Linked DNA regions of Homo sapiens: region 2 is linked to region 1. Evidence: chromatin contacts called from ENCODE Hi-C or POLR2A ChIA-PET data. All regions are on one chromosome and are shown on one strand. Each heading gives the region's core, a stretch centred on a gene start or an enhancer-like site at or near the end of the contact. The rest is flanking DNA. Distances are from core to core; before and after follow the strand shown.

What was found. Hi-C counts contacts between places; a loop is a spot of excess contacts on that map. ChIA-PET counts read pairs that join two places held with the same protein, here RNA polymerase II (POLR2A). Pooled maps may share reads with other maps.
Region 2: a map of GM12878 shows a loop between it and region 1 (2.5-fold over the local background). The contact joins two enhancer-like sites. A Hi-C loop is called at or near these places in 4 of 168 maps with a recorded cell type or tissue (A673, GM12878, HepG2 and 1 more), 18 of 37 single-sample maps with no recorded cell type and 10 of 50 pooled maps. POLR2A ChIA-PET finds 5 or more read pairs at or near these places in 1 of 52 experiments (activated T-cell).

What each region holds. Positions count from the first base shown.
Region 1 is chr6:129,487,814-129,493,617 of GRCh38, reverse strand. LAMA2 (laminin subunit alpha 2) reads right to left here. Exons shown (of 65, transcript NM_000426.4): 57 at 1,541-1,717; 58 at 1,135-1,303. It overlaps LOC102723409 (a long non-coding RNA gene), which reads left to right. Exons shown (of 8, transcript XR_001743860.2): 8 at 1-1,136. Among named protein-coding and RNA genes, the nearest start is that of ARHGAP18, 220 kb to the left of the region's middle. RefSeq lists an enhancer at 1,847-3,046. Within about 2 kb of position 2,962, at least 21 of the 41 ENCODE cell types and tissues checked have a DNase peak (open chromatin) inside an H3K27ac peak, as active enhancers do; they include GM12878, where a contact is called at or near this core.
Region 2 is chr6:129,881,069-129,886,585 of GRCh38, reverse strand. The region is part of intron 3 of LOC105377999 (a long non-coding RNA gene); the gene reads right to left. Among named protein-coding and RNA genes, the nearest start is that of TMEM244, 23 kb to the right of the region's middle. RefSeq lists enhancers at 3,759-3,808, 3,859-4,088. Within about 2 kb of position 3,910, at least 2 of the 41 ENCODE cell types and tissues checked have a DNase peak (open chromatin) inside an H3K27ac peak, as active enhancers do; they include GM12878, where a contact is called at or near this core.

The DNA of each region.
Region 1 (5,804 bases), core at 1,713-4,212:
TATGCCATTTATTAAACGTTCAGTATATGTGAGTCATTGAACAAACATTATCTTTTAAAACTCTGATACAAAGTCTTTGATGTCTGTGCTGTTAATATCCTCATTTGACAGATGAGGAAACAGAAATAGTCTATGGCCAAATCACCCTGAAAGCATCCGATCTTTTCTGATCTCAAAAGCTAAGCAGGGTTGGGCCCGGTTAGTACTTGGATGGGAAACTGAGAAATAGATTGGACAGGTAGCTTTCCCAAATTCACACAGATGGTCGGTTACAGTGCTGGGATTTGAATACCAGCAGTCTGACTTGAGCCCATGCTCTAATCAAGGCTATATGACCTCCAATACTATAAAATAGTTGTGTGTCTCTGTGTGTATATATACTTAACATAAAATCATATTAGACATACACATTTATATGATGTTTAGATACAGTTTTTATTTATTTATTTATTTTTATTTTTTGGAGATGGAGTCTCGCTCTGTTGCCCAGGCTGGAGTACAGTGGCGTGATCTCGGCTCACTGCAACCTCCGCCTCCTGGGTTCAAGCGATTCTCCTGCCTCAGCCTACTGAGTAGCTGGGACTACAGGTGCACACCGCCATGCCAGGCTATTTTTTTGTATTTTAGAAGAGACGGGGTTTCACCGTGGTTGCCCAGGCTGGTCTCGAACTCCTGAGCTCAGGCAATCTGCCTGCCTTGGCCTCCCAAAGTGCTAGGATTACAGGCGTGAGCCACCGCGCCTGGCCTAGAAACAGTTTTAGTGGTGTATTACTAGTTTCTAAAAACAGGACACCAAATTGTATACAAGGTAGGACATCTACTATGCAGATAAAAGGGCCTGGAAACCAACATGGTTGCCTCTGTCATGGTATTATAAGTGTCTTTTATTCATGATTCTGGATATTTCTGTGTTTTCCAACATTTCAACTGAAAATGTACTGTTTTGTAAACAAAATTGAAGATGGAAATATAGGTAAGTCATTCAATGAAGATGTAAGAATAGGTTTAGATAGGTTATATTTCTTTCAATTCTAATATCAGAGTGTACTAGATATCCTGAATAATCTTCCTTCTGAAATGACTCAGAATACTGGGTAAAAATTAGAAAGCAATGGGGATAATATAAACACTTACATGTGTCAGAACTGGGGTGGGCGTAGGAAAGGCTGGGGTGGGAACTGGCTCAGGCTGGATAACTATTTCAGCTGGAGCTGCTCCATCTTCATCTTCACGGAGTTTCTGATGGGCACAGCGACCAATGTCAGCATTTTTGAAGGACACAGGCCTTGCAAAGTCCATGGGGCTAATAGAATGTAATAAATAAGATTTTTTTATTTTCGTTTTTTTGCTTCCTTACAATTAAGCCCAATCCCCGCATGCCTTTTTAAGTCCATTAGTGTGCTTTTCTCAGTCTAAGTTGAAGATCCTCATTGTTTCCCTCCTCCCCTGCATAGCTGTAGACAATGTAGATGCATTGGGACCCCTAATAGCAAGAAATAAAAATAAAAAATTAGTAGTAGTAATGAGGAGATCCACTTACACAGAGTTAATAACAAGATTCCATATGCAGCCTTCAAAAGGAGGAATATTTCTGAGTGGGGAAGGTTGAAATTCAGGTGGAGCACCCCCAACGAAAAGCTTTTTAACTTCGATAGGCTGTTCAACTGTCAGGTTTTGCATGTATCTTCTGTTTTCATCCACTTGAACTGTAAAGATGCTGATAAAATATTAAAAATAAACAAGTATAAGTCACATCTGATTCAATACAGTTGGAAATCAAATTCTTTCCTGCCACCCTTCACCCCTCTCAACCATAGCTTTTAAGGGAGCCAAAATTGGATGCTTAGGAATTCTACACTAAGCAAACGCTGTTCTCAGGATCTCGTTCCATGACTCCCTCGTTCACTCTTCCTGAAAGTTTACTGAAACCAGGTCATGGCGCACTGCAACATTAGCCTCTTGTAGAGCTGACAACAGCGCTGTGCAGCCCAACACATGAGCCTGTGAGAACTGAGGCTTCTGCAGTGTGCAGTAATGTCTAACCGTATAAGGGTTGGCAGGTTTAGCAAAGCATGGGGTCTTCCTTGGGTTGTGCTGGCTATTATCTTCTTGCTAGGGAACAAACCATGCTCCTGAGAGCTTAGATTGCAGGAATCAACAGCAAACACTTAAAGCACCTTTTATAAAGAATGTAGCTGATGGCTTTTGAATAGAAGAGGCAGGCAAGGACACCCTGCTAATTGTTCCTTGCAATGATTTTCCTTAGTGGCTGTTTCATTAATTTTCCTAATTTGCTTATGAGAGAGAACTCACACACTGCTAATTGAGAACCTCATGCTACTTATTTACAACAATCCTTGGATCCCTGGGCCAAGAATCAGAAGGAGACAAAGAGTTCTGATGAAAATGACCAAAGGCATTTTCTCTTTTGTTCCGGAAGCAAGTTTTGAGTTTCGGTCTTAACAGTCATCATGGTGCTATTAGTCATAAGCATTAGTCACTAGCCTGGGGATCATGAATGGATTACTGAAAACTTACTTCATATCTGGAGAGAAAACCGGAGTACTTGGATGGAAACCTCAGTCCTAAAGTACCCTCTTACTTGACTTTATAAAGAAGTAAAACCACATGTAGAACTGGAAAAAACAATAAGCCAGGGTAAAGATGCTCTGAATTGGCACTTTACAAGTAAGATAATTCAAAAGTAAGAGAAAGGGACAAAAAATGGATTTCGCTGTGGCTCAAAAACGTCACTGTTAAGGGGGTGAAGAAGGGACCGGTAAAATTTAGTTTCAAAGAGAAAATAGGGGGAAATGACATACTTTTGAGGTTTCTTTCTTTACCAAACTATGGAAAAATGTGTTGGCAAAACCCAGGAGGTTCAGCTTCCTTGCTAAGAGTGTCGGTGGTTTCCTGAGACGAGAATTTCAGAAAACCACTCACTTCCGGGTATGTGTGACTCACTGAGAAGCCCCTCCCCTACACTCTTTTTCCCCTTTAGCTGAAAGCAGCCTCTTCTTAGCAACATGATATCACAGGGCTTCTAAGGTTTTAATGAAGGATATAAGCCTCTGTTAAAGATTGTCCAAGGAGAGTAAATCTCTGTTCTTGATTAGAATTTTAAAAAGCTAGAGGCCTTCCTCTTTCTGGTGTAGCCTCTCTCTGTAGTGTGGTTCTGCCACAAGGACCATCATAGTGACCCTTATTTTTTTTAAACCAATTCACAGGGTGGTGATGGAGAATGAGTGTGGGCTTTCAGGAGGAACATACTGGAATTAAGTACTAGTGTGGAAGCTTACTAGCTGTGTGACCTTGGGCAAGTTATTTAATCATGCTCAGGTCCATTTCATTCATTTATAAGATGGAGATAAAAATACCTACTTCAAACAGCGGAAAATATTAATTAAGGGATTGCCCTGAGGCTGTATTACTTAAAAAGGGCATTGCTAGAAAACTACAGCTAAATCCTGCTCCTATTTTACCTTTTAGGAACATCAAATCTAGATCATTTCTTTAGTTTTTATTGAGAAGGACATTGCCAATATGTCCATTATGATTCTGGTGTGTTTTCCATTTTTAAAAAGTATTTATTTAACAGCTTTTTACTGAGGCCTGCTATGTGCAAAAAGGTACATTAAACTTTGTATTACTTTAGTATTGTAATAGGTCAGCTTTATTTTTTTTTTTTACAGTTTCAGTGGCTGATTCTTAGAGTTTCATAATTACTTGATTACTTATACCCTATTTCTTATTTGTTTGGAATGTGGGTTTAAGATTTTTTTTAAAACCATATCAGTTGGATTGCATACGTGGAAGAAGATATTAAGAGAAATGTGTCCTAATGTTTGTAATTTACATAATAAATAGAATCTAATCTTTTTTCTGTTTGAACATACTTTGGATGTTAAGAAAGAAAATATTTAGGGTTCAGTGTTAAAATCTTTATCTCATTCTGGAAACCCCAAATGACTCCTAAAATATCTCACCCTACTTCCTGACCTTTAGCCTATTTCTGTACCTGTGTGAAGAAAGCTTTCCCAGAAGAAAAACTCAGTTCAGTTGCTTGTCCTATTTGCTTAAGTAACTACTTCAGGCTCTTAGGGTTTGATGTTTTTGTCCAGTAAGAACTGCTGGCCACCAAGGCGGATGCCAGGAGAAGGATCAGAGGACAAAGCAGATATAGGAGGCAGAGGTCACTGGAGTGCCAAGAAATTAGATACCAAAGTGACTAAAGGGAGATTTTTCCAGATGAAGGGGTGGAAGGGAGAGAGAATGAGGGAGGAGGAGTAAAGAGAGGCAGAGGACAAGGGAGAAGGAGCTTCTTGAGAAGCTTGGCCCCCAGTTTGGTGAAAATCCAATTATTTTGTGAGGCGGTATTAAAGCTATCATTTTGTCCAGGATTTTAGGAAAAGAAATGATGACTGACATGCATAGTCTGAAAATCTGAAAAGTGTTGGGATAATGCAAATATCTCCAAATTAATAATCATACATCATAATCAACATTTAGTAATATAAACCTTTATGGTCACACAAAAATGTAAGAATAATCTATTGGCTGTGCATAGATGGAGGTATTTAAGTCAAATATATCATCTCATTTAATACCTGGTCCTGTTATTTGTAGTACATGATTTTGGGCAGGTTAGTTAATATTTTCTCATCTGTGATGAAAGGATGTTATTACAGATCTCACATACATTCAGAACAATGAAAACAAATCATCTTTGTCTAGTATGTGACACAAATCATGCCATAGAATAGGCATATAAAGCATTAAAAATTTTTTCTGGGTGAAGTTCTCATGGTCACTTGCGATCTCTGGTCAATCAGTTTAATGTGGCACTTGCTTATAGAGTAGATTGCATTTTAACCTTAGAGTGCCGAATGAGCCATTATGGTAGCAAATGTATTACTGTTTTGGCACAGAGTTCAGTGACTACACACTAATATGTCATATATTATCCTGTAATTAACAATGAATGGCAAAACTGTTCGTTTATATGGCCAATTAACTAAATGACTGGTTTCCAGTGATGTACTATATACTGAGCTTAATCAAATAAAGGTTGGATTGATGGTCAACAGCTGTGAAGTTGGCATAATAAAATGCCCTTCTTGAAGAAGCACCTGTTAAAAGGACATAGTGGCATAGTGGTACAATAGTGTAATGCATTTGGGAATTCCAGAATTCTTTCTCAACAAAATAACACATTTTGAGTGATTTCGGTAAACTAATTTCTCAAATCTGCAGTTACTTATTGAAATTCCTTAAAGTTTAAATGTTTTTGTTTTGTTTTGTTTTTTCCGAGTTGGAGTCTTGCTCTGTTGCCCAGGCTGGAGTGCAGTGGTGCGATCTCGGCTCACTGAAACCTCTGTCCCCCTGGTTTAAGCATTTCTCCTGCCTCAGCCTCCAGAGTAGCTGTGATTACAGGCGCCTACCACCATGTCTGGCTAATGTTTTTGCATTTTTAGTAGAGACGGGGTTTCACCATATTGGCCAGGCTGGTCTCGAACTCCTGACCTCATGATCCACCTGCCTTGGCCTCCCAAAGTGCTGGGATTACAGGTGTGAGCCACCACGCCCGGCTAAAGTTTAAATCTTTTAAAAAGTCCTTTCCGCAATGAAAAGGATTAAAGTTTGTCAAAGGGCCTAACATCTAATCTAGAAGACATGTGAAACCAGGATTCTAAAGCATTCTAAGATTCAAATGAGAGCATTCAGTTTGCATTTCTCCTCAGAGACCATGACTACAATATCTGGCTGTTAGATTAGTAAAAGTTCTCAGTTTGTCCAAATAAATG
Region 2 (5,517 bases), core at 2,661-5,160, 390 kb before region 1:
TCCTATCTCAGCCTCCTGAGTAGCTGGGATTACGCGTGCATGCCACCATGCCCACGTGGGCATTTCTTGAAAGTTCTCTCAGTGAAAAGCAAGGTAATAATAAAGCCCAGTTAAGACAATTTCATGGGGCAATAAAACAACATGGCCCCAGTACATAGCTTTGGATGATCACACATGATTAGAATTAGAATACTGAAATGGAGACATTGTTTTCCTTCAAAGAAACACACTTTTTTTGTCTATCTATATGCCGATATTTAGATCATTATCTACATTAAACCTAACATATAATAAAGATTTATTTCATAGCAATGGAAAAAGAATGGACTATAAAATACATGCTATTTCTGACAATTAGAACATTTGGGGAAAAAAAAGCCTAAACTTCTTTGTAACCAACAAATAAAAATAAGTTATCAGATTGGCACTACATTTTTTGGGATCATATCCAAAGGAAAATAGACCTTCACATATACTGAAAGTGTAAATCAGTGTAGGCCTTTTGGTAGTCTCTATCAGAGCTGAAAATCTGAATCTCTTTCTCCAATGGTTCTACTTATAGCACTCTATCCTTTAGAAGTAGTCATATTTGTGTAGTACACAATATGTGTTGCTTGTATTACCAAGTAAACCAATCAACTAAACAAAGCAACCCATAGAGGAAACAATCTCAATACACACATGTAGGTGAATTACTAAACAATTCATGGTGCATTCCTGTTACTCAATAACATGCACCCTCTAAAGAAATAACATGGCTAATATCAGCCAACATTTATTAGCACTCAGTACATGCCACATACTGAGCTAGGTGCGTTGCATATTTTTTTTATTATACTTTAAGTTCTAGGGTACATGTGCACAACGTGCAGTTTTGTTACATAGGTATACATGTGGCATGTAGGTTTGCTGCACCCATTAACTCGTCGTTTACATTAGGTATTTCTCCTAATGCTAACCCTCCCCCAGCCCCCCACCCGATGACAGGCCCACAGTAATACTTGCATCTTTCTACTCTTATTGAGATATTGGCTTAAACCATACATTTCACGTATGGTTGGATTATCTTGAGAACACAGATCATATTTTCTAATTTCTTTTCTATACACACATGTGATACATTTGGAAATTTAAATTGCACTAACTGGTTTGATCCAATGCCACAAACATATTCCTTTTCATCTTTAGCTGTCAATACATGAATTTCATATGTAATTTATTTTTATATTTAGTTTGGACAAAATTAGTTAGATACTTCAAATTATATAAGGCTTTATGAGAAAACATTAAAGCTAAGATCCTTTTATTGCATGGAATTCAGAAATGCTTTATGTCAAAAATTGGGGTTGAAATGCTCCTTTAACTTACATCTTCCAATCACTTTGCATATTTGGAAAACACTTCAAATTGATGAGGTGCTTTCTTCATCAGAATGTTTGATGTTAAAATCCAGTTATTGCTCTGATTTCCCTGCAATGTGTGTTTTAAATCAGAAACTTAAAATAAACCCTAAGCTTACTTAGGTATGATGAAAAGGTAATTAAAGATACACAAAATCATTCCCCTTTTATATTAGGGCTACATAAGATAATAATCATAAACTTCAACTACTTCAGTAACCCGTCTCAAAAATTAGCATTTCAATATTTTTAAAAAATCTATTCTTCCCTAACAAAGTGTGGTCTGGAAGGATCGATTTTTCCAAGAGTTGTCAGGTTTTTTTTTATCTTGTTTATTTAAATTCAGGAAAGACTACAACTTCCTAAAGTATCACAAATTTGCGACATTGACAGGTTTATCTTTTTATCTCTGGTATAATTATATAGATCTCTTTTGCATCGGTACTTGCCACTCTTTCATTAACTCGAATAAAGAAATCTTTTTATGCCTTGTATTGTTTTAACATATTTCCTCTTGACATGAAAGACTATTTCATTGTCAAATTATTATAACCTGTGCGGTGCCATATCTGCATTTATGTTGAAATCTTATTTAATTTTACCTTTGTCATATGGGAACTGAAGTAATTTAAGATGTGATATTAAATTTTGGATACTAATAAAAAAATTTTTTTACATTAATAAAAATTCTTTTTATACTAAAGGCTTGCTTAGTATTCCAGTTGCCCTCTGGAAACAGCTGAAGGACCTCCTTAGGGTGAATCATGTTGCACTGAGGATTTTCTGCTTTTCTGATAATTAACCTCCCTTGGCAGACCAAGAGAGAGCCACACAATGCCAAATTTCAACACTGTCTTTGGTCGTATAGTCAAAATTTTTATTTAACAGAATGACTGATGTGATTCAAAATAATTTTTTAAAAAGCTAATGTACAAATTTTAGGATCTCATAAAACTTGAAGCATATGTTGAAAGCCAATCGAATATAATCATAACAATATTAGCAACTCTTTCAGTGTTTTTCTGAAAGCAGGTTTGAAACAGGAAGATAAAGATAAAATGAAGGCCTTTCTAAGTATAAAAAACTTATTTAGAAAATGAAGCAAATTTCATCATGAGAATAAGTCATTGCTGCCAGTGAAGATACTGAGCTAAATAGTGCTCAAATAGATTCAATAAAAACATTAATCCCAAGGTTTCCTAGATTAGATGAATTGAAGGATCTCATGTAATACATTTCTATTGCACTTATAAGGAGTGTTATACTATTGGCAGCTAAGATTTAGTGGGTACCTACCATATGTCAGGCAAAAACTGTATTACTGAGTTCTCATATGAACTCTCAGAGGTAGTTGCTATAATTATTCATGTTTTGAAGATGAAGGGACTGATACATACAGATAAGTTAAGCAAATCTCCCAAAGTTATGTGATTATTAAGTGGTAAGTAGCTGGGATTTGAATCTATAATCAGGCTCCAGAGTCAAATATCTTAACCACCACATCAACTCAACTGGGTCATATCTATATTTTAATAGTAGGATTTGCTTATCATCAAGATAAGTCATTATATGACAAATGAAGTAACTGCAGATCAGAAAGTTTAAAGAAATGATCCCAAGTCATTCAGTTAGTAGGAAAGCCAAGAATGAATCCTGGTTTCCCTGTCCAATGTGCCCCTCCAAACTGCTGCCTCCCAGTTATATAATATGTTAAGAAAACCAGAAAGCAAATTTAGAAATAGAGTCTGTGGCAAAATGACCACAGAATAATGAAACATGACCAAAGCGATTTAATCATTTCGATTTACATAGCCTGTCTAGGTGCCCCCTCCCAACTCCCACTCAAAGTTTTCTATTCATCATGGCATTTTAAGAAGCCTCAATAAATTGATCTGACTGAATTTCTTAGACATATATAATTCAGCCAGTGTCCTGAGTTATGGCCATGAAGATGACACAGTTTTAGCTCATTTGTAAATGATGTTATTTAAAGCATGTTATTGTTTGGATTGTAGATTAAGAAGGTAGGAGCTTTCTGAGCTATTCATCTGACATCTTTTATTAATTTTAAATTAACCTAGAAATTAAACTGAATTACTTTTTGAGGATGAAAAATTGGTTTGGTAATTATTAGCTTGCATTTTATTCTTAGGTCATGCCTTGAGTTGCTTATATAACCTTCAGAAAGTCAATAAATCTCTCCAGTGATCCACGGAGGGGAAGGAAGAGTAGTGTGGTTAGGTGGCCCGCCTGAGAGCCACAGTGGGGCAGGGGAGCCCCCACACCCCAGCCAAGGGAGGCTGTTGGTGCCCCTCGAGGTCAGAGATCCCAGAAGAAAAAGCAGGCACCCATCTTTGCCGCTCTCCAGCCTCCTTGAGTGACATATCCAGGCACCAGAGTGAACCAGATGAATAGGGCCTGAAGTGAACCCCCAGCAAACCGCAGCAGCCCTACAGAAGAGGAACTGAACGTTGAAGGAAAAACAAACAGAAAGCAACAACAACGGCAACATCAACAACAAAAAGTCCCCACAAAAACCCCATCCAAAGATCAGCAGCTTCAAAGATTGAAACTAGACAAAATCAAGAAGATTAGAAAGAATCAACAAAAAAACACTGAAAACCCAAAAGGTCAGAGTGCCTCTTCTCCTACAAATGATCACGATGACTCTCCAGCAACGGTGCAGAACTGGCCAGAGGATGAGATGGACGAATTGACAGAAGTAGACTTCAGAAGATGGGTAATAAAAAACTCCACTGAGCAAAAGGAGCATATTCTAACCCAATGCAAAGAAGTTAAGAACCTTGATAAAACATTAGAGTAGCTGCTAACTAGAATAACCAGTTTAGAGAGGAATATGAATGACCTGATGGAGCTGAAAAACACAGCATGAGAACTTCATGAAGCATACACAAGTATCAATAGCCAAATCGACCAAGTGGAAGAAAAGATATCAAAGTTTGAAGACCATCTTGCTGAAATAAGGCATGCAGACAAGATTAGAGAAAAAATAATGAAAAGGAATGAACAAAGCCTCCGAGAAATATGGGACTATGTAAAAAGACTGAACCTACAATTGACTGGAGTACCTGAAGGACACTGGGAGAATGGAAAAAGGCTGGAAAACACACTTCAGGACATTATCCAGGAGAAATTCCCCAACCTAGCAAACAGGCCAATGTGCAAATTCAGGAAATACAGAGAACACCTCTAAGATACTCCCAGAGAAGATTAACCACAAGACACATAATCATCAGATTCTCCAAGGTCAAAATGAAGGGAAAAAATGTTAAAGGCTGCCAGAGAGAAAGGCCAGGTCACCTACAAAGGGAAGCCCATCAGACTAACAGCGGACTTTGCAGCAGAAACTCTACAAACCAGAAGAGATTGAGGGCCAATATTCAACATTCTTAAAGAAAAGAATTTTCAACCCAGAATTCCATATCCAGTCAAAACTAAGCTTCATAAGTGAAGGAGAAATAAAATCCTTTCCAGGAAAGCAAATGCTGAGGGATTTTCTCACCGTCAGGCCTGCCTTGCAAGAGCAAACTGGAAAGGAAAAACTGGTACCTGTCACTGCAAAACAACCCAAAATATAAAGTCCAATGACACCATAAAGAAACTGCATCAACTAATGTGCAAAATAACCAGATAGCATCATGATGACAAGCAAGCTGGATAAAGAGTCAAGACCCATCAGTGGGCTGTATTCAGGAGACCCATTTCATGTAGAAAGACACACATAGGCTCAAAATAAAGGCATGGAGGAAAACTTACCAAGCAAATGGAAAGCAAAAAAAAAAAAAAAAAAAAAAAAAAAAAAGCAGGGGTTGCAATCCTACTTTCTGACAAAACAGACTTTAAACCAACAAAGATCAAAAAAGACAAAAAAGGGCATTACATAATGGTGAAAGGATCAATTCAACTAGAAGAGCTAACTATCCTAAATATATATGCACCTGATACAGGAGCACCCTGATTCATAAAACAAGCTCTTAGAGACCTACAAAGAGACTTAGACTCCCACACAATAACAGTGGTAGACTTTAACACCCCACTGTCAATATCAGACAGATCAACAAGACAGTAAATTAACAAGGATATTCAGGACTTGAAC